Linked DNA regions of Homo sapiens: regions 2, 3 and 4 are each linked to region 1. A link is a loop called in an ENCODE intact Hi-C map of the cell type or tissue named here. Cell type or tissue: heart right ventricle. All regions are shown on one strand. Each heading gives the region's core, and the rest is flanking DNA. Links, peaks and the distances in the headings are about the cores only. Region 1 holds the start of CLSTN2 (calsyntenin 2). Region 2 overlaps CLSTN2 (calsyntenin 2). Region 3 has its middle 44 kb from the start of NMNAT3. Region 4 overlaps NMNAT3 (nicotinamide nucleotide adenylyltransferase 3).

Region 1 (5,639 bases), core at 437-5,436:
TTGGAATTAAGCAGACATGAATTGATATTCTGCACAATTATGCAAATATGGATAAGTTGCTCAAACTTTCTGAGCCAGTAATCTGATTATGATTAAATAGGGAAAATAGCACAATTGTCTTAGTCAATTTTCTGTTGCTTATAACAGAATACCTGAAACTAGGTAATTTATAAAGAAAACAAATTTATTTCTTAAAATTATGGAGGCTGAGAGGCCTGAGGTTGAGAGTCCAAATCTGGTGAGGTCCTTCTTGTTCATGTGGATTCTGTAGAGGTGGCAAAGGGCATCACATCATGTAATAGCTCAGGTCTCTCTACTTCTTGTTATAAAACTACCAGTCCCATTCCCATGATAACCCATTGATCTATTGACACATTAATATATTAATCTATGCACAGATTAATCTATTCATGAGAGCAGAGCCATCATGAACCAGCCCCCTGCCAAATGTCTCACCTCTCAATACTGCCACATTGAGGATTAAGCTTCAACATGAGTTTTGGAGGGGACACATATTCAAACCACAGCACACTTGTTGCAAAGATTAAAGAAGGTGTAGGTGTGGAATGTATATCCTCCATTGTAAAGCCTGGCATGGAAAGAATGAGGACTCATTAACTGTTAGGTTGCTTTACCCCATCTTTTGCATCTGCAATGGCCCAGCAGAAGCAGACAGCACAGTAGTGCTCCATACAAATGATGTGGACTTAAAAGCTCTTATGTCTGAGTATTTCTAAGGCTGAACTTACTTACTTTTATCTCCTCTAAGGCAGGTCATTGTTGCCTGTTCCCCAAATGAATCAAATCAAATGTGTGACTGGCACACTTGTTTTCAGAGATATAGGAAGTAGGATAAGGGGAAGACATTTTTACATTTATTGAACATTGACTATGTGCAACATACTGTTTAACATATTTTTAAAATTTACTTCTTGTAATGATCTTATGAAGTAGGCATAATGCTGCTCAATCAATTGCTCCAGAACATAATGAATTAATGCAAAAACCACTTATTGTATCTCATAAGTCAGCTGGATAGTTCTGATGTGAGCCAGGCTTGGCTGATCTTGGTTGAGCTTACCTGGGCTTGCTCATGTGTCTGTGGTTAGCCAGCCTGTAGGCCAGTTGGTTCTGACCAGCCTAGTGTGACCTTGGCTGTCTGAAACAGCTCAGTTCTACTCCATGCAGTCTCCTACCCTTCTGCAGGTTAGCTTAGGCTTGTTCTCATGTCAGCAGCAGGGATTCAAGGCAGGAAGAAGCAACATGCATGCCACTGTCCCACTGACCAAAGCAAATCATATGGCCTAGCTCAGAGTTGGGGTGGGAGGGCACATCCAAAGGAAACAGATTCAGAGAAGCATGGACAAATGGCCATTAGTGCACTTGATCTACCACAATAGGCATTGTTATTACCCTCATTGGTAGAGGAGGAGATGGAGGCTAGCAATTTTGTGCCTGTTGGTAACTGGCCCACCCCCTAGTGTTTTTCTTTGCTGTGTTCTTTCCTGGCTATCTCTCCATGGAGATGCTTCCTAATAAGCTACATTTCCCCCTGTTTCTCATTATTTGGTCTGAATTTGAAACTTCACATAAAATTATTAGGACCAATCAGTGATCTTAACAAAGCCCAGTATAATGACATCAAAGAACAGTGCAGGTAAGTCAGTAAGATAGGTCTACTTATTAGAGAAAATGAAGGGAGGAGGGCAGATATGTAGTTGGGTGGAGCATAAATGGAAGAAAATGAGACAAATTTACATTTCTCTTCTATTTTCTGGCTTTTTTATTTTCCCTGGGTCAGCTACCACCTTTCCATGCCATCTTTTCTAGATTCTGAAACCAACATCTGACAAAGGCAAGGTCCTGGTGTCGGCCTGGGACATTTACTAGATTTTTGACCCTGAACAAGGAAGTTACCTAACTTCCCTGAGCCTCTATTTCATCATGTGTGAAATGAGAATAATAGCGCACATGTTGATTTGTGGGCTAAAGGAGACCTGAAGGTAAAGAGCCCCACATGGGTCTGAGCCCCATGCAGCCACCATGATTCACTGCTGTCCCCAAGCACATCCTGGTGCCTGAAATCCTGAAGAGTTGGCTTTCACCACTGCAGAGGCTCTGAGTGAGCTGCCAGGGCAGCAGAGGGAGGCTGAGCTGCAGGAGTGCTGTTAATGGATTTTATGGCTTTGTTGAGTACCTCAAACTACAGTTATTAATTAGAGGATGCTGTTTAGGCACTCTTGCAATATATACATTTTGTTAATTGATTTGTATAGGCTCATAGCTAGCAACATAAAGAATGTGCAGGACCATAACACTTACAAGGGATTGTAATTGCCTTTGCTGCCCTCTCTGGCTCCCCAAGCAGGGAACAAAAGCTTTGAGGATAGGACCCACTCTCTCCTCTGTCTTTGGATCTCCAACGACTAATCCAGTGCTCACTGTCAGGGTGATACAGCCTGTCTAGATGCTCAGCAAACGTCTTGAATCAATGACTAAATAAATAATATTGTTTGTTTCTGTATTTCCATATCTACTTTATTTCCAAACTATTCCTCATAAACCCTGCATTGTGTGTGATGTTGGCATTTCATTTAGGTAAATATGGTCAAGGATTTATTCTGAGTCCTTACTGTTTTTTTTTTTTTTTTTTTTGAGTACCTTTGTAATTTTTTCACGGCCTAGAGATGGTTGAGGATGCAAAGATATGCACTGGCTCCTGCACTCAGGGAACTGACAATACTCAACGGCACGAGATTTTACAATGCATGACGTCAAGTAGCCTGTTCTTAGAGATGCGGAGTGACAACATAAAGGTGGCAACTTCTTGCATGGCACCATACCGCAGGGAATTTTAAGTTTGACACCCCGCCCCCGCCACTGCAGCCTCAGCAGGCCCAGCACCCCAAGTTTTCTGATCTAGCTGTTCTATCAGCCTCTAAGAGCCGCGGCTGCCCCTGCTTCTCGGAGATGACGCGGAGCCCTGCCATTGCCATCCAGGTCCAAGGCTATCTACTCTGCCCGACAACCCCTAGCACCACTAGGCGCTGCTCTAGTGTGCGCCTGGCGCCCTCCCCAGACCAGTCGACGCAGAACGCCCAGAGACCCAGCCAAGGGCAAGACCCTTAGCGACGCCCGTCAGTCCTCTCCGCCCAGATATCAGTTCAAAGGGCATGGCAGGTCAGGGTCCCTCGCGCCACCCCAGATGACCCTCAGGCCTCGGGTGGCCACTTTCTGGGGGAGCCCTCCATCCCTTGCGGCAGCTTTTCCGAGAGTCGGAGTGGAGGCGCGGGGCTGGAGGGCTCTCCGGAGCCGCCCACCAGGGTCCTCTGGGGGCCCGGTCCCGACTGGGCAGGGGGACCTGGACAGGGCCCCGGAGCGTGGAGACGGCTGAGGAAAGTTGGGGGTCGGGGCCTTGGGGCGGGGAGCGCGGAACCCGGCGCCGATGCCCGCGTTCATGAATATGCACGAGCCACCTCCCTCCCTCCGTGACGTCACGGGCCGTCCCGGGGTGAGCGCCTGAGCCGCTCCGGGTCCGCGCCAGTGAGCGCGGCTGCTGCCGGCGAGCTAGCGGCGCAGCGGCGGGAACCCGAGGCCGAGCGCCGCGGCGGCAGCGCTAGAAGCGCACCCATCGGGCACGGCGAGGCGGCCCACGGTGCGGCAGGCACCGGGAGGCGAGAGCCGGCGCGGACAGTAGGCGGCGGCTGCAGCTCGTTGGCGGCTGCTGCGAGGATGCTGCCTGGGCGGCTGTGCTGGGTGCCGCTCCTGCTGGCGCTGGGCGTGGGGAGCGGCAGCGGCGGTGGCGGGGACAGCCGGCAGCGCCGCCTCCTCGCGGCTAAAGGTGGGTGCTGGGGAAGTTTGCTCTTCTCCCAGGAGGGAGGCAGGGCAGGCTTGAGGGTGAAAGCGGCAAGGACCTAGGCTCAAGCTGGATTTGCCCACCCTCCCTTGCCGCAGCTTCTTTGGCCTCTGTGCGCCCTGGATTCCCGAAGTCAGTTCCCTGCGCAGCGGACCAGAGAGGTCCACCCGCGGACGTCAACTCAACCCCTGGGCGGGGTCCGGGGGCTGAGCAGAAGGCGAGGTCTGGGGAGTACGGACAACTTTGAGGGCTGTCTGTGCCGGGGTGGGAGCGCAGTGGGTGAGTTTCGAGCTCTGGCCCAGGGACGGCTAGAGCAGGGCGCTGGCGCGCCGTGGGGACAAGCAGGTGTCTGCTCCTGCCTGGGGGAAGGATCAGCGGCGGTGCTTTCAAGGAGGGAGCCGAGCTGTGACTTGTCTCCCAGCTCGGGGATGGAGTGGAAACTTGTAGGCTCCAGGGAAGGCCCCGCTGACACTCCTCAAGCTCCCCCAGGGCGTCTCTGACTCCCCGGGGAACGTGTACCCTCCGGGTAGGCGGCGGGGTCCGGAAGAAGCGCGGGATGTGAGGCTCCCCGCTGCCTTTCCTACTCCGCTCTGACTACCGAGGACCGAGGAGCCTAACCTGGCACCACTCCCCTGCCCACCCTGTTCCTTTGAAGAGCTTGACCTCCCCGCGCCTCCCGCCCGGAAGGAAGCTAGATCCAAGCGAACGCCTGGCTCTGTCAGGCGAGCCTGGAAGCCGGCGAACCCCGGACTTTGACAGCTGCCTGGGAGCGTCGGGAGCTCTGGGGTGGGGGGCCGGGTCTGAAACAGGAGGTCACGTGCTTGCAGGGGGTGGGGAGGCGAGGGAAGAGCAGAGCTGGTGGGGAACAGTGGTGGGCTCAGGGGAGGCTGTGGCAGATCCTAGCTGGGGCGCACAGCTTAGTGATAACTTGTTGATTCTCTGCGCTGTTCATAAGTAGGGCTTGCGTTTGGTTTGTGGACTGTGGCCAAATCCGCCAGGTGACAATGAGGGGTACTTGGTCCCCAAATCCTGCCTGGCAATCATCAGAGGGCGGAGGGGTTTGCGCCTGTCAGAAAATAGATTCCCTGTTAGAGACAGCCTGATTCGGACGCTTGCTTTGAGCTACACTTGACCACTAGCTTAGGGGAGGAAATGCCTATCAGGCTGCATTACTCTTGGAGGTTGGGGAGAGCTGGAGGCAGGCAGTTCGCCTTGTCTGGGCTTTAGAAACTGGCCCTCCAATAACTTAGGAGTGATATATTTGAGAAGAACATGGGAGATTATGTTTATCTGTAATTTTTAAATTTTTTGGTGTCATCGTTTTGAAAATATTTTATAAGCAGGCATTCTGTTTCTTTTCAGCATTTTTTTTCTTGGTGTATCTTTGACAGGCAGTTTCTATTTTTAGAAATGAGAAATTTCATGAGAGAAAAACTCGTTATGAAAATATCTCAGAGTGCGGTAAAGAAGTGGCTGATATGAAGGGATCAAGCTGAGAGACTGTTGTTTTGGTGAAGACAAGAATAAAAAACAATGAACTTCCAAACATCTCCCCCCTGCTTTCCCAATATAGACACTTTGTTAAACAGGCAAATTACTTTTTTGGGGGGTGGGGGGGAGGAGATTTCCCATCACTTTGTAGCACAGTAATTGATATAAGCAGATGTCTGCAAACGGGAGTTTGAAGGAGGGTGAGAAGCACACAGCAAGTGCAGAACAGGGAAGAAATCATTTGGGAAGAGGATCTGGTGTGAGTAGTAATAATGCACGGCTGAGTTCTCAG
Region 2 (5,639 bases), core at 375-5,374, 560 kb after region 1:
CTTAGGTATTTTATTCTCTTTGTAGCAATTGTGAATGGGAGTTCCTTAATGATTTGGCTCTCTGCTTGTCTGTTCTTGGTGTATAGGAATGCTAGTGATTTTTGCACATTGATTTTGTATCCTGAGACTTTGCTGAAGTTGCTTATCAGCTTAAGAAGCTTTTGGGCTAAGGTGATGGGATTTTCTAGATATAGGATCATGTCATCTGCAAGCAAAGATAACTTGACTTCCTCTCTTTCTATTTGAATACGTTTCATTTCTTTCTCTTGCCTGATTTCCTGGGCCAAACTTCCAATACAATGTTGAATAGAAGTGATGAGAGAGGGCATCCTTGTCTTGTGGCAGTTTTCAAGGGGAATGCGTCCAGCTTTTACCCATTCAGTATGATATTGGCTGTGTGTTTGTCATAGATGGCTCTTAGTATTTTTAGTATGTTCCTTCAATATCTAGTTTATTGAGAGTTTTTAACATGAAGGGATGTTGAATTTTATCAAAGGCGCAGGGTGGGTACTGACCTGTTGTTGGCCTGGATGCTCCTGTAGGGGGTGTCTGGAGACCCCTGTTGGGAGGTCTCACCCAGTCAGGAAGGACAGGATCACGGACCTACTTAAACAAGCAGTCTAGCCGGGCGCGGTGGCTCACACCTGTAATCCCAGCACTTTGGGAGGCCGAGGCAGGTGGATCACCAGGTCAGGAGTTCGAGACTAGCCTGGCAAACATGGTGAAACCCTGTCTCTACTAAAAATACAAAAATTAGCCGGACGTGGTGGCATGCACGTGTAATCCCAGCTACTCGGGAGGCTGAGGCAGCAGAATCACTTGAACCTGGGAGGCAGAGATTGCAGTAAGCCGAGATTGCGCTATTAACCTCTAGCTTGGGTGACACAGCGAGACTCCGTCTCAAAAAAAAAAAAAAAAAAGCAGCAGTTTGGGTGCTTTTTGGTAGAGCAGGTGTGCAGTGTTGGGGGTAAGCCTTCCTCGTGCAGATAGCTTGGACTCTCCAGAGCCAGCAGGCTGGAAAAGCTGAGTTGACTGAACTGCAGAGATGTTGGCCACCCTTCCCATCAGGGGCTCCATCCCAGGGAGGGATCAGAGTTTTATTCATATAACCGTGGCTGGAGTAGCTGATATTCTTGCAGGGAGGCCCCGCCCAGTCAGGAGGGATGGATTGGGGGTCCCATTTGAAAAAGCTATCTGGCCACGATCTGGCACAGCCTCTGTGCTGTGCTATGGGGGATTGCTTCTTGACCGAACCACCTGGACTCCCCGAAGCCAGCAGGCTAGAATGGCTGAGTCAACCTCACCGCAGAAATGGCGGCCGCCCCCACCTCAGGAGCTCCTTCGTCTCAGGCATTCTCCAGCCTGCTGCCCCTGCTGGCTGGAATTCCAAGCCAGTGGGTCCTAACTTGTGAGGTGCCATGGAAGTGGGGTCCACAGAACGACACTTCTCAGCTCCCTGGATTCAGCGTGCTTTCTAGGGGAGTGTACGGATGGATCTCCTGCCTTGCTAGGATTCCTGGGGCCAGAGTCTATAAAACTCCTGTGTCTCTGAGTGAGCCTGAGTGACTGCTCTGCCAAGACTCCACACAGTTCTGTGTATCAGACCCAAGACCCTGATGGCATGGACTCATGAGGGAATCTCCTGATCTGCAGGTTGCAAACATCTATGGAAGAAGCCTGTTTTTCCGGGAGGGGTCATACAATCACTCACAGCTTCCCTTGGCTGGCGTTGGGGGTTCCTTTGGCTCTGCACCACTCCAGGGTGGGCTGTCGCCCCACCCTGCTTTTCTTCCTTCTCCATTGGTCGAGTCTTCCACATATTCAGTCCCAATGCGAGAACCTAGATATTTCGGTTGAAGGTGCTGAATTCACTTGCTGTTTTCATTCTCTATGCGACATGGACTGCAGCTGTTTCTAATTGGTCATCTTGGACTCTCCCCCAAGACATTTTCTAATAATCTAAAGCAATTACTAACTAAAAATAATTAACTATTGTGTCTTGTGTGAGAAGAGAAAGAGAGAAGAGTTTATCCACTGGCGCCGGTCTCCAATCAGCCCAAGATTTTTTCCAGGAGCATTCATTCCCCTGCATACCTGAGTGGCAGGGGCATGAATTCTGCCACTCTTCAGGGACAATCAGGGAGCCCCCCTAATGGAGTGAGGTGCTGTTGGGTTGCACCTTTGGGAAGGCCATCCCTGGGCAGCAGCTGGGTGAACCACACAGAGTATTTGCCATGAAGGCAGCCAGTGCCAAGTGGCTATGCCCTCACCTTTCCTGCCCCAGATGGTGCCGAGCTCAGAGGGGAGCCCAGAGACATGTATGATACATCCAGTTTCCCTTCCATGACTACTATTTCTTTTTAAAAGAAATCTTGTATTGATTTTATTTTCACACGCCATATGCAGTTTTGGTGGGTCAAGGTACAAATAAAATTAAACAATTATTTGTTTTGTGCTAATTCACTCTCTTTAATGAAAGTTGTATCCTCAAGGCATCCCTTCTCTTTTATCCCCTGGAGTGACCCAGAGTGGCTAAAGTGGGTACCTGAGGATGTCTTGTCACAACCACTAGCTGTTGTCACCACCTCTTTACCACACTTGAATGGAATGTCTCAGGCCAAGTGTAAAGATTTTGTCTCCTGAAGGATTTCCTCTCAGCCTTGGTTACTATTGTCATTGGAAATCCAAGATTGTACAAAGACAGCATGCCTTTGGAATCCCCAGCACTGAGCACTCTGTCTGGCATTGTGAGCACTTGAATGTTTTTTTTTTTTTTCACTAAACCAAATAATTAACAATCATTATATCAAAATAATAACCACTTATTGAGCATTTACTATATGCCCAACAGTGCACTGGCTGGTTTGCCTTGTTTAATCTTCACACGACTCAACTATTACCAGCTGTGGCTCAGTAATATAATCTGATGAGAAAACCTACTTTCTATGGTTATAAATTTTGCTAGAAATAATTCATATACCTGACTCTGAAAAGCAGGGAGCTTCCACTAACCCACTATGGAGCCCTTACAGAGTTTGTCATCTGAAGACGCTTCTCTTTCTCTTGACTCCCTTGGTCTCAAGGTTTGCCTTTTCAACTGCATGAGCCACAGCCCCATCTACTGACTGTAATAAAAATAATCTACCTTTCTGGAATTCAGCAGCAAAGCAGACTTGAATTACTTACTGTCTTCAAGGACCCCAATGTGTAATTAGTTTGATTGGACCTTATAATTAAATGGTCAGCCAAGGACATGGGAGGATGCCTTTGGCTTGGGCATTCTTTTCTTTTTCTGGGCTGAGAATTGTAACCTAAGAAACAAAGGCCCACCTGGGTGCTGAGCTGCCCAATGGCCTGGGATACAGAGGGAGCATTTGGAGATAGTGAGGCTGCTCTTTATGCAGGACAGCTCTGCTCACTGACAGAATTGCCTATGGTGTAGGCAGGGGGTGGTAAAAATCACCCCATCCTCAAATACTTCTCACTGAGCTTCTCTGATTGCCCTGCCCTGATACCTGAAGTTCTGCCTCTTGTTATGCATGGGATACAGGTACCTAATAACCCTATAAAAATGCAAAGGTTCTGGCTGGGCGCGGTGGCTCACACCTGTAATCCCAGCACCTTGGGAGGCCAAGGCAGGCGGATCACGATGTCAGGAGATCGAGACCATCCTGGCTAACACGGTGAAACCCCGTCTCTACTAAAAAATACAAAAAAAATTAGCCGGGCATGGTGGCGGGAGCCCGTAGTCCCAGCTACTCAGAAGGCTGAGGCGGGAGAATGGTGTGAACCTGGGAGGTGGAGATTGCAGTGAGCCGAGATCATGCCACTGCACTCCAGTCTGGGTGACAGAGCGCGACTCCGTCTCAAAAAAAAAAAAAAGTTCTCATTGAGAAGTAGGAAAGATTGGAAATTAGGGAACTTCATGGGGAGCTCAGGGCTCCCAAGTGGGGTTTCAGAAATTCAGAGTCAGCTTGTAAGCCTTGAGGACTTTGGAAACAAGTATCTTTTCTTTTGTCCACTCGGTATAACACTCAGGCATTTCTTCTACTTGACTGTCAGAGGCTGGTCCAAAAAGCAGCCTTATTGGCAATTGTTTAAAGATCCAGAAAATATCTGGGTAATATATAGGACCCAGAAAGAAAGACTTACTTCAAAATTAGGAATGCACTCAGAATATCTGTGAGGGAAGGACAAACTTTCTGATATGAGCAATCCCATCATGGAACCAAAGTAAACCATTCAAGCAGGATTCTACAGTCATGAATGTAAAACAAGGATTATACTAAAGGACAAGAAATTGGGATGTTTCTGAATCAGAGGAGTGTTGGACCTGTCTATTCTTTGCCTGTGTTTGATTAGTGTTGTGTTTTTATTGTTGGTTTGGTTTTCGTGTTTGCTCAGTTGGCTGGAAAAGCCAGCCAAGGAAGAAGTACCTCCTAGAGTTAGGAAAGCTGGGCTCTGGTCCCAGTCCCCCAACCTCATAAGCTGCCTCTGATAAAATCATTGTACTTCTTCTGGCCTTACTTTTTTCATTTGTAGAACGCATATTATACCCACTCATCCTCCCAGGGAGACTGAGGAGAAAATGGAATATTGTGGGGGTACTTTGAAAATAATAAAGTATTATTTTATTAATGGAAAATGATTAGTGCTGTTGCCATTAACCATGGCTATTAAGAATCTATTAATACAAATTAACCCTAAATCTGAGAAATGGAGTATAAATAAATAAATAATACCTCAATTAACAGGTTTAAATAATTTAAATCATTATGATTGAGTACCAGTCTTGTTCCTCTCACTTCTAGTTGAGTGTTCGGGTGAAGGGAAGGAACCCCTGACACTGTTTAATGGAGCGAATCTTGCTGTTGAGAGAGCCAGCCCTTCACTTAACACACATGGTGCCCAAGTTACCTCATTCCCAAATCAGTCACTCTCGCTCCCTCCACCCACCTTGCTCTTGTTCTCTTTCTCTCTCTCCTGCATACTTTCTAGCTTGCCAATAATTAAGTTCCTGAAATTCCATCGCTTCCTCATTAAGCTAAGGGATAAAAAAGATTCAGTTCAGATGTTTGCAAAAGCAGCCCTGGTCACTCTAATGCTCTTTGGAGGCTGTTGGCTTCAATGGCCACCACACAAGGATAACTTCCTCATACCAGTCCTCCTGCAAACTAGCTTTCTCCTGCCTAGCCTGAAGGCTAGATGCAGGAAGGAGGGGCACCCTTGCGTCCTTAGGGATTAAATGAAATCCTTCAGGAGGCCTCGGCTCCTCTCCCAGACAAACTCTGTAAGAGCTCCACAGTGGGTTAATGGGAGCTCCATGCTTTTCAGAGTCAGTTGTATGAATTTTTTCTAGCAAAATTTATAACCATAGAAAGCAGATTTTCTCATCAGATTATGTAACTGAGCCACAGCTGGTAAGAGTTGAGTTGTGTTTCCCAAGGCCCTCCCCCATCCCACAGTGTCTAGTTCCATTTGACCTACAAGAATCCTTACACAGACACTCTATCTAAATTCTCATCCAATAAATGATTGTTTTTCTTTTTCTTTCTTGAGTGATAGTACTGCTTAGTGGTTTAGAGCAGAACTTCTCAAACTTTAATGTGCATGTTAATTGCCTGGAGAACTTGTTAAGA
Region 3 (5,639 bases), core at 201-5,200, 210 kb before region 1:
ACCTAGATGGTGGAGCCTACTACACACCTAAGCTGTATAATATAGCCTGTTGCTCCTAGGCTACATACCTGTACAGCATGTTACTGTATTGAATACTGTAGGCAACTGTAACACAATGGTAAGTATCTGTGTATCTATGTATATCTAAACATAGAAAAGGTAACGTATTACACTATGACATTACAATGGTACTACATCAGTAGGCGAAAGAAAATTATCAATTTCATTACAATCCTATGAGATCGCTGCTGTATATGTGATCAGTTGTTGACCAAAATGTCATTCCGTGATGTGTGTCTGTATTTACCTATGTAGACACCCATGTGACACCATGCAGATCAAAATATTGGGCATTTCCAGCACTCTAGAAGTTTTCTTTATGCCACTTCCTGGTGAGCACCAACTCTTCCAAGATAATCACCATTTTAACTTCTTTCATTTCACCATTGATAAGTTTTGCCAGTTGTTGGACTCGTATATTATGTTCATTTTTTGTGCCTGGTTTCCTTTACCCCAATATGATGTCTGTGTGATTTCTCCATGTTGTGTTGGACACTAGTAGTTAATTCTTTCTTAATGGTGGCTAGTATTCCATTCCATGAATATACCACAGTTTGTTTATCCATTCTCCTAATGATGGACATTTTGATTGTTAACAATTTTTGGCTATTATAAATAAAGCTCTATGAATATACATTCTTTTTTTAAAATTATACTTTAAGTTCTGGGATACATGTGCAGAATGTGCAGACTTGTTACATAGGTATATATGTGCCATGGTGATTCACTGCATCCATCAACATGTCATCTACATTAGGCATTTCTCTCAATGCTATTCCTCCCCTGCCCCCCAACCCCTGAACATACATTCTTGTACAAGTATTTGTGAGCACATATGCACTCATTTCTGTTGGGTATATATTGAGAAATGGAAACACTGGTTACAGGGTACATTTATGTTTAGCTTTAGTCAATACTGCCTAACAGTTTTGTAAAGTGTTGAGCCAATTTATACTCTTGCCAGCAATGAGGGGAGTCATACTGGAGAGCTTTTAAACCAAAATAGTTGCAGCCACACCTCTAGCCTGACGCCATACTGTTTTTCTGGTTCTTCTATAGGATCCATCTGGGACAACACCCTGCTTTGGCCATGTCTAGGGTCATGAATAGGGTGCTATCTGAGCAGGACTTTTAGTCTGAATTTAAGGTTGGGGTCAGTCCTTTGTCAGTGATAGGAATCAGTCTGTGGTTAAGGAAAGAACAAGACCACCTTCTCATCCTTTTTGCAATGGTTAGTGCTCTTCACTTGTGATGTTGATTATGACGGTGGCAGTGGATACCACTTACTGAGCTCTTAGCATGGGCCACTGTCTCCTTCAGTCCTCACAACAATCAGATATGGTAGATAACATTATTATTACTTAGAAATTGAAAAAACCAAGGCTCAGCAAGGTTAGACAGCACATCTAGGCATGCAGCTGGTAGGTGGAAGGGCTGAGATTCATATCCTCAGCTAAAAAACTCTTGCTTTTCTTTCCTTTAGTAATGTTACTTATTCTTTGAAAACAGATACTGGGCACAAATTCAAAAGGATACAAATAGGAAACACAAAGAAGAGCAAGCTATTCTTCCAGCTCCTCCTCTACCCATTTCTTCTTCCCAGAGTCAACCACCATTAATAGCCTCATGTGTGTGCTTCCAGAGACGGTCTGTGCATTTACAAACATAGACAGAGATTTAGAATGGTATTTTTCCCCTATTCACTGTCCTGAAACTTGCTTTCTTCATTTAACAAAATATGCCAGATAGCTTTTCATTTTGGTATACAAAAATGACCTCTTTTTCACAGCTGTACTAATTTATTTAAGCGTTCCCCTTTTGATGAACATTTAGGTTGTTTCTGATTCTTTGTTATTATGAACGCTGCTGCCACAAATATCTTTGTATGTATGCCACATTTCACATGTCAAGTATATTTGTTTGATGAGTATTTAGAAGTAGAATTGCTGAGTCAAAGAGTGTGTGTATCTCATCTTCCATAAATATTGTCAACCTGCCCTCCAAATGGCAAAACCAGTGGATTAGGCTCAGAAAGTCCAGGAGATATCAGATCTCAGCAAATTTAAATACTCATCATCACCCTGTTGAGAGGCCTGGCACCCCATGTTTTCTGAATGTGTGAATGAAAGAACCCTTCCTCTCAGCAAACACCGCAGGCCTCCCTGCATGCTTTTTGCATCACAGCTATTCCTTAACTTCTCTGTGATGGCTTTACCCTTGTAATGTTTTCTCCCAGGTTAGATAGAATGATCTGAGGACAGGAACTTATTTTCCACCTTTGTCCATTACATTTCAGCTTGACAGTGTGAGGCTGAGGTTTCTAGGCAAGTGTGTGACTGTTACTGAATTATTACTATGTAAAAAGATGTTTATCAGGCGTTCATAAGAATGCAAAAGTTTCTGGTGCTTTTTCTACTCACCACTCAAACTTCTTAAATTCTCCCAAACCAGGGATAGGGTTAGTCTCAAAGGCAATGTTAGGAGTGAACCCTGAGGGAGGAACCATCTGTGGATAAGAATAAATTGAGCCACTCATAGTGGGATTTCAGGCACTGTATTGAGTACACGTCAGAGGCACATGAGGCATGGGGGCCTCTCAAACCTCACCTACAGAGGTTTTCTATATGCATGCTTTCATTTCATCCCCTTTTCCATCCTGAGCCCCTAAATAAAGCAGGCTGTAGGTGGAAGAGATGCCTCCTTTTCCAGGACAAAAGGCTCCTGCCAACCGCAGTCCTCATTTACATTTTGTTGACTTATTAAAGTGAGATCCAAATGTTTCGTTGCTCTCAATTACATTTATTAATGGAAGCTAAAAGCCTCTGAGGGTGAAGCTTATTGGAACATATGGTCATCTCTGAGAGCCTCCATCTCTCAGAGAGCTCCATCTCTGAGAGCCTGGGGCTGAAAAGCACAGAGAGGCAATGCACTGGGATTTTAATAACCATTTGGTTTCCCCTCCCCCAAATAATTAAATAAAAAGAGCTTTTCTTCTAAACTTATGAGGGAGAATTTGCCAGTAAATCAGAAAAAAAATCAAGGGAAATCTAGAAGATATATTCATATTAATAATGTCTGCAGACATAAACTTCGGAGATTTAAAGTTTGCTTTGTTTTCAAACTGTCTTCCTTCAACTTTGCTGTATTTCTCAGTAGTTTTGATACTTGTTTAGAGAAGAGTTGTGGATATTGAGATCCATAAAAGGCTCCATCATTGCCTGGTTCACAGATGAGGAAACTGAGTGTAAGACACAGAAGGAACATGCCCAGGGTCCCTATGACAAGAAGGTAAAGGGAGAGTGAGGCTGATGGATTAGGGTAGCCAGGACCTTTTTGGGAGGAGGTGAGTTTGGGCTTTGATTTGAAGAATAGATAGAATTTGGCTGTGTGAAGAGTAGGGGGAAGTTGCTGAAGTAGGAGACACTGATGTGAAAAGGTTTGAAAAGATGTGGGCTTGTGTCAGGATATTTGTGTTGAGGATAGAAGAAAGAACATACAAGGATTTTGAATGAAGAAGCTAGATGCCAAGAGAAATGATGGCATTCTGATGATGAGGTGGAGAACAGCCAACATTCATTGACTCCTTCATAATAACCTCATGAGCAGAATTTCTCAACCTTGGCACTCGTGATGGTTGGGGCTGGATAATTCTTTGTTGTGGGAGTTGTCCTGTGCATGGTAGGATGTTAGCAGCATCCCTGGGCCTCTATCTAGTAGCCAATGCCATTCTCTTCCTAATCTTGGCAACGAAAAATGTCTCCAGACAATGCCAAATTTCCCCAGCTGGGAACTATTACCCCATGAAGTAGGTGTATTATAATCCCCTCCCTACAAGTAAGGGAACTGAGTCTCAGGAAAGGTAAGGAACTTCCCCAGGGTCCCTTAGCTAAAAAATGCTGCAACTAGGTTTTGAACCAGAGCAGTCTGTAGAACCTGCATTCTTCACCAGGGTGAGACTGGATAAATAGGTAATAGAGAATTAATTACAGTTAGGAAGTGAGGAATAAAGGCTGCTGAAGCCAGTCCCCCATCAGTGCTCATGGAATGGGCTGGGTAGAAGGGCTGGCAGAGCCCAGCACAATAGGAAGTGGAAACTGGTTAACTACAATTCTCTGAGGCCAATGACTCTCTGAATATTAAAATGTCAAAGATGGAAAACATTTATCTTGCCATAAAGCTAGGCTCCCAGGCTCCAGGTGATTAGTTATGGATATGTTGCAATATTTCAGAAGTGATTACCCAGCCTGCTTTGGATTAAAATGCATTTTGTGGGTAAAAAGTTGATAGGCTAAAAAAAAAATTCTAAATCTAGAGTTGATGTTTGCTTCTCCCCAAATCTAATTCCTGCCTCACACTGCCACTATAAGATCTATTGATCTGTTAGTTTGTCTCACATTGGAATAATGCAAAGTAAATTTATAAACTCAAACACCAGGTGAATCATCAGTTAAAAAACATGTTGCTTCTCAAGACATCTTCCCCGCCTCTTCCATCTGATTTCATGTTGCTGGTTACCATTCATTTATTTATTTAACAATTATGATATTGTGAATTGAATAATATTAAATTTGGCCCTGGGGATATACAGTTGAGATACAGATTCTTCCCTTTGAGAACTCACAGTCTTCTGATCTGTCTAGGGCAAGCACAGGCATCATAGGACAGTTTCAAGAGGAGATAATAGGACTAAGGCATAGGAAGAGTGTGAGGCACTCCGGGTGGTGGACAGAGTATATGAAAAGGCCTGGAGGCATGGCATCTTGGAGTTTTGGAGGAATTGCACGCCATTTAACACGGCTTCAAGGGAGAGTGTAGGTAAGGACACAGCTTGATTGTAGCCAAGTTGCATCCCACAGGGCCCTCTTTTCTTTCCCTTCTGGCCTTTGTTTCTGTTTTGTGGATCCCCAGTTCACCACCTAGCACTTTGCCACTTTTCAAGTGTCAATTTACCTCTCCAGAAAGCCTTTCTTAAGTACCGCCTGTTCCCTGCTCCCACTTTGACTCCTCATGACTCTCAGGATTCATACCCTTATTTTGGTAATCATCAATTTTTATCAATAGTTGAGGTTCTTTGAAGGCAGGAATTGTGTCTTATAGTTCTGTGGCTTCCTAGCAGAACTTTAAGAAAGGACTGGTACTCAACAAATATTCCATTGCTCATTTCTTTTGAAATATCAGATCATCACACCGAAGACCTGGTGGTGTTCATTGCGGGCAAATTTGACTGAATTTCTACCTCTGTCTCTGCATGGCATCACTTACCACTCTTTCCTGGGTTTACTCCCACTTTGTTGTTTGGTCCCTCTTGGTATCTTGTGAGACTTCCTCTGCATCTGTGAGCTCTGGTGTTCACTAGGTTCTGGTTTGGTATCCGGTATCTTTACAATCTACACACTGCCTGGCCAATGTTTTTGTTTAACGTTTTTAATTATCATCAACTTGCAGACAACTCTTAGTCCAGCCAAGAAATATTCCTGTATCCCAGACCTATTTCCACCAGGACTGCCCCTACTCTGGGGCCTACAGTAGAATTCCTCATTCTTACCATCTCCTCTCTTAAGCCTACTCTTCCTCATTCT
Region 4 (5,639 bases), core at 343-5,342, 350 kb before region 1:
TACCCACCACTTTTTGTTGTTTTAATGGAAAAGTTGATCCTAAGAGTGTAGGCTGCCCCCCTGGAAACTGGAAGCATTTTCCTTCCATGGTAATCCTGGCAGGCCCAGGCTCTCCTTCCTGAGGGCTGAGGTACCCCCTCCTTCAAGGGGATGGCAGAACCCAGCTGAGAGCAAGGAGGTCATATTCAGTTTTTGACTCCCACAACTGGCTCTTGAAACTCATTTCAGAGGTAATGCTTGTGAAGGTTAAAGCTTTCATTTAAAAGAGCCAGGCTATATTGAGAGAGAAAAGGTTTATTTAAGTTCCAAAAGTTACTCTTAAAATAATCAAGAACCAGAAAACCCGGGGAATCAGAGTGCACAGTTTCACTAAAGCCCACAGAGCAGTAAAAAGAAAAGAAAGTGAAAATGAAAACAAAAGGCCCTTTTTGGCCTGAGGGTGAGGTGAGGTGGAAGAATGGGCAGAAGGGCAGAGAAAAGCCTGATAGACAATGTCTGTGGTGACAGTTTAGACAGGTATTAGGCCTGCTCCCTATACTCTCATACCCTGCAGAGATAAACCTAATTTGTATTGGGGTTTGGGAGGGCATAGTTAAGATGCCCAGTTAAATCTGACAATGTTAGAGCAGTGGAGTTTATATTTTGCTTCCCATCTGGAATTCTGGAAGACCACCTTGCATTGCCCTGTGCCAATACACAACGGCACTGACAGAATAGAAATGGCATGTGGCGTGTATAGCAGAGAGAGCTTCAGAACAGCCTCCTTCAGCTTTGGCAAGGTATGGCACAGATCCACAGCAATTCTAAGTCTCCTTGAGAGGAATAGTGAAGGAGGCTGAGAATTAGCAGTCAGCAGGTGCCTGGGCTACTAGCGGGTAGATACAGGGTATAGGGAGTACAGTCCAAAGCCAGGGACTATGGCATTGACAGTACCATGGGGAGCCAAGGCACAGGTCCAGACAACAGGGATATAATGCCTGAGACAAGAGAAGCTGAGGAGGCTTCAATAGTGGAGCGAGAGTGGATAGATGCCAGTGCCTAAGATTAAGGACAGATCCCTCGGCTAGAAAGTAGTGAGGGCAGCTGCCCTGTTTTGGAAGCCAGGATGCTAAGCCATCCAGGATGCTTAATGCACTCTTGGGGAGGTAGGCAGGAAAAAATGCACTTGATTAATAACTAACCTGTAAAAGACTAAGCTGAAAATTAAAAAGTTTACCACTTCAGGAATCCCTTGAAGTGACATATTTTTTCACAATTCATGGAAATGGTGGCTTAAGATCAAGTTGAATGTTATAGAAAGCAAAGTAAGTTATCTTTCTGCGCATCTGAGCTCATGTTATACATGGGACATACATGCTCCTTCTTTTTCTCTTCCTGTTTAAAAGAAATGGGGGTTGGGAGGACTAACTCCTGCTGGGTGCTGACTTTCTTGAGCAATTTACATACATTTAACCTTCACATTAATTTCTGTTTTATAGAAGAAAATGGTGGAAGGACAGGGCTCTCTCCAGGCAGCTCTGCTGGGCATGTTGGATACCCAGGTGTCACCTGTGATGGTTTAGCTCATCTTGATAGGACAGGCCCTGCATTGAGAAATCAATGCTTTTTTATAGCACCCAGGAGAGGAGAGTCAATAAAAATAACAATTTGATCTAAAACTCCTTCTTGCCCTCCAAATGGTCATAAGTCCAAGCCTTTTCCCTTCCCCACTGCTCTAGGTCACAATCCCAGTGACCCTCTCAGGCCCTCCCCCACTAGATGCAGATACTTCTCCTGTGACCCTCTGCTGCTCAGACACATCTCCATTACAGCACCTGTATGAAAATGATTCATCTGCCTGTGCCTTTCCCATGACACTGAGCGCTCCTTAAGGACGTGAACTTGTCTTTTCGTTCTGGGTAACACGACGAGCACATTAGTTAGAATGAAGATATACCATCCCTACAGACAGAATTCCTTGTTTATCTCTACCCTCTCTGAAAACTAAGAAAATGATAATAAAGGAATAAATAAAGTATGAAATCATAAGGGCAAAGAGAGTGCAAAAGGAGACAATAGTTGGGAAAATGCAAAACATTTTGGACACTGGAGAGCTGATAAAAATTGATAATAAACCAAGCAGAGTCTTCTGCATGCAGGGAAGGCAGTAAGAGGCAAGCTGTGCAGTAGCAGAGGCCCAGAGTGGCTCAGGAATCGGAGGAGCCAAGAACCTCTCCAGGTGGGGGTGCCAGAGGGCCTGAAAACAGGAGGGCCAGTTGAGAGTTTGTATGAAGAGTCCTTGGATCCACCCCAGCCTCTAATCGCCTACGTTATCCTCCCATTGTGGCAGAAGGGCGCATATCTACTTTCTGCCTGGGTTGGACCAGAGAGAACCTTTATTCTCAAATATAGGCACAGCTGAGGGAGGGGAAGTAACATCTTTAAGACAGAAGGATTAAGTATGTTTCCCAGAATGTCTCTCTGGGGAACAGACCTACCTAGGAAAAGACACCAACACCTACACACATTTGGGGGTCTTGAACCTAGGGCCTGACCATATAACCATGAGGTCTATCAGCTTTACATTCACATCCAGAGCTTCTAGCCTGCATTTAGGGCCTGATCTGCAAACATGAGTGGACAGTCTAGGAAGAGACAAATTTTGGAAAGGTGCTCACCATGAAAGACAGAGACTAAAACAGCCACCAGGAGCAAAGGAACTTGGAGGATACAAAGGCAATGCAGAAATTGTATGCAGGATTTGCAGGAATTGTATGCAGGAATTGTAAAATAGAAGAAAAGACTAGAGGTTTAATATAGGAGGTACACAGTGAACTAATAGAAATTTCTGAAAGAGAACAGGAAAACAGAAGAAATTATCAAATAAATAAGACATTCTATTTTCCCAGACTAGAAGGACATACATTTTCAGAATCAATGGTCCTCTGAGAATCAACATTTGGCATAAAAGAAGATTCACACAATGGCAAAACATTATAAGATTTTAGATGAGTAGGTTTAAAGAGAAGGTCCTGAAAGTTTCAAAAGAGAAAACCAGAGGTTTAACATACAGAACTGGAAAGCAGGATAGCATTGGATTTCTCAACAGCAAGTCTTGAATCCAGGAGACAGTGGAGTGAAGTCTTCAAAATGTTAAAGGAAAATCATTTCCAACCTTAATTCTACATTTGGCCAAACTACCAATCAATTAGAACAGGTGTCAGCAGGCTTTTTCCATTATTGGACAGATAGTAAATAGTTTAGGCTTTGCAGGCCACATACAGTTTTTATGGGCCACATACAAGCTTTGTTGCATAATTTTAAAAGCCATTTAAAAAATGTAAGCAAACCATCCCATAGCTCACAACATGAATGAAAATAGGCTATGGATCAGATTTGGCCCATGGGCTGTAGTTTACTGCCCTCTGAAGTATGGCATGAAGTTGTGTTCATACATGCTAGGTCTCAGAAAATTTACCTCCTCTATACCCTTTCTCACAAAGATGCCAGAAGACGAACTCCACCACCCAAATAAGAGAGTAAACCCAAAAGCAGAAGGCATGGGATCCAAGAAACAGGGGTTTTGAATCAGGAAACAGGCACAGAGAATCCCCAGGGAGACAGTGAAAGGCAATCCCAGGATGACAGTATAGTGGGTACAGAGAGCTGGATGTCCAGCTAGGACCTGGAGGGCTTCAGGAGGGATATGGGCAGACACAAAACGGAACAGACAGATCATCTGATGAATTTGTCTGTACTAAGAAGAGTTTTAGAGATCTTTTGGTAAAATTGGGACTGAATTAATGATAGGCATAGGAAACTAAGGCAACAAATACATGAACAATTACTAACTCTAGGAAAAAACCCAAAGTTTATATGGGAGGCAGTGGAATCATAGTGCACTGCATGGTTTTCTTGACACTATTTACATAGACATAAATGTGAACAATAATATGAATCAAACCCAAAGTTATGAGCTAATCAATTTGGGAGCATGTGGTGGAGGCGAGGTGTGAATGGGAGGGTGGAGGTGTGAGAGAGTGAAATCTTCATTTTTCCTGAAGGAAGCCAAGATATATTATCTAAATCTGAAAAAACAAGATATAACAGTATAAGCTTGTTATTTAGAAATGGGGAGTCAAGTACCAGAGAAAACATCTGAAAGAGTCATAAGTGATTGCTCTGGGAACCAGGAATCAGAAATGAGGATGGAACAAATAACACTATAAGCCTTAGAGTAACAACTTTTATTATCTAATAAATTTATAAATATGATATATAAAATAAGCTTAAAAATTAATGCGTGCTGTAGAAATATTACAGTCTACTGAAAAGTGTGAAGGATAAAAAGTTAATAAAACGTATCTAAGATGTTAATATGGTTTATATTATAGTTCATTTTGTATTTTTTTATACTTTTCTTCAAACCACGTAAATTCACTTTTAATTCTTCTTTATTTAGATTATATCATAAGGGTTTTTCTTGGTCATTAGCACTCTTGAAAACATCACTTTTAATAGCTGCATAATGATATAGATTAAAAATATATAAAAAAAGAATTTACTCAGAGGAGGAGCCAAGATGGCCGAATAGGAACAGCTCCGGTCTACAGCTCCCAGTGAGAGCGACACAGAAGACGGGTGATTTCTGCATTTCCATCTGAGGTACCGGGTTCATCTCACTAGGGAGTGCCAGACAGTGGGCGCAGGCCAGTGTGTGTGCGCACCGTGCGCGAGCCGAAGCAGGGCGAGGCATTGCCTCACCTGGGAAGCGCAAGGGGTCAGGGAGTTCCCTTTCCGAGTCAAAGAAAGGGGTGACGGACGCACCTGGAAAATCGGGTCACTCCCACCCGAATATTGCGCTTTTCAGACCGGCTTAAGAAACGGCGCACGACGAGACTATATCCCACACCTGGCTCAGAGGGTCCTACGCCCACGGAATCGCGCTGATTGCTAGCACAGCAGTCTGAGATCAAACTGCAAGGCGGCAACGAGGCTCGGGAAGGGGCGCCCGCCATTGCCCAGGCTTGCTTAGGTAAACAAAGCAGCCGGGAAGCTCGAACTGGGTGGAGCCCACCACAGCTCAAGGAGGCCTGCCTGCCTCTGTAGGCTCCACCTCTGGGGGCAGGGTACAGACAAACAAAAAGACAGCAGTAACCTCTGCAGACTTAAATGTCCCTGTCTGACAGCTTTGAAGAGAGCAGTGGTTCTCCCACCACGCAGCTGGAGATCTGAGAACGGGCAGACTGCCTCCTTAAGTGGGTCCCTGACCCCTGACCCCCGAGCAGCCTAACTGGGAGGCACCCCCCAGCAGGGGCAGACTGACACCTCACAAGGCCGGGTACTCCAACAGACCTGCAGCTGAGGGTCCTGTCTGTTAGAAGGAAAACTAACAAACAGAAAGGACATCCACACCAAAAACCCATCTGTACTTCACCATCATCAAAGACCAAAAGTAGATAAAACCACAAAGATGGGGAAAAAACAGAGCAGAAAAACTGGAAACTCTAAAAATCAGAGCGCCTCTCCTCCTCCAAAGGAACGCAGTTCCTCACCAGCAATGGAACAAAGCTGGATGGAGAATGACTTTGACGAGCTGAGAGAAGAAGGCTTCAGACAATCAAATTACTCCAAGCTACGGGAGGAAATTCAAACCAAAG

The links. Peaks named below come from ENCODE experiments on the same cell type or tissue, not always from the same donor. Only the 100,000 strongest peaks of a DNase experiment are listed, where the experiment ranks them.
Region 2: a loop joins it to region 1, with 22 times the contacts of the local background. A loop is called at or near these places in 9 of 110 quality-filtered maps.
Region 3: it touches region 1 in a loop (4-fold over the local background); 30 of 110 quality-filtered maps call a loop at or near these places.
Region 4: a loop joins it to region 1, with 18 times the contacts of the local background. A loop is called at or near these places in 25 of 110 quality-filtered maps.

The regions. Positions count from the first base shown.
Region 1 is chr3:139,931,643-139,937,281 of GRCh38, forward strand. It overlaps CLSTN2 (calsyntenin 2), which reads left to right and starts at 3,543. Exons shown (of 17, transcript NM_022131.3): 1 at 3,543-3,841. The coding sequence starts at 3,733. RefSeq lists silencers at 3,541-3,590, 3,631-3,690. In heart right ventricle, for the core only: CTCF peaks have their summits at 3,089 and 3,978; DNase peaks (open chromatin) are centred at 3,069, 3,439, 4,105, 4,517 and 1 weaker place; H3K4me3 peaks cover 2,419 bases; H3K27me3 peaks cover 1,265 bases.
Region 2 is chr3:140,496,199-140,501,837 of GRCh38, forward strand. The region is part of intron 8 of CLSTN2 (calsyntenin 2); the gene reads left to right. Among named protein-coding and RNA genes, the nearest start is that of CLSTN2-AS1, 9.8 kb to the right of the region's middle. In heart right ventricle, for the core only: a CTCF peak has its summit at 3,134; no DNase peak of the experiment used is centred there.
Region 3 is chr3:139,719,362-139,725,000 of GRCh38, forward strand. No RefSeq gene overlaps it. Among named protein-coding and RNA genes, the nearest start is that of NMNAT3, 44 kb to the left of the region's middle. In heart right ventricle, for the core only: no CTCF peak of the experiment used is centred there; no DNase peak of the experiment used is centred there.
Region 4 is chr3:139,586,410-139,592,048 of GRCh38, forward strand. The region is part of intron 4 of NMNAT3 (nicotinamide nucleotide adenylyltransferase 3); the gene reads right to left. Among named protein-coding and RNA genes, the nearest start is that of RBP1, 49 kb to the left of the region's middle. RefSeq lists an enhancer at 126-515. In heart right ventricle, for the core only: a CTCF peak has its summit at 2,226; a DNase peak (open chromatin) is centred at 2,228.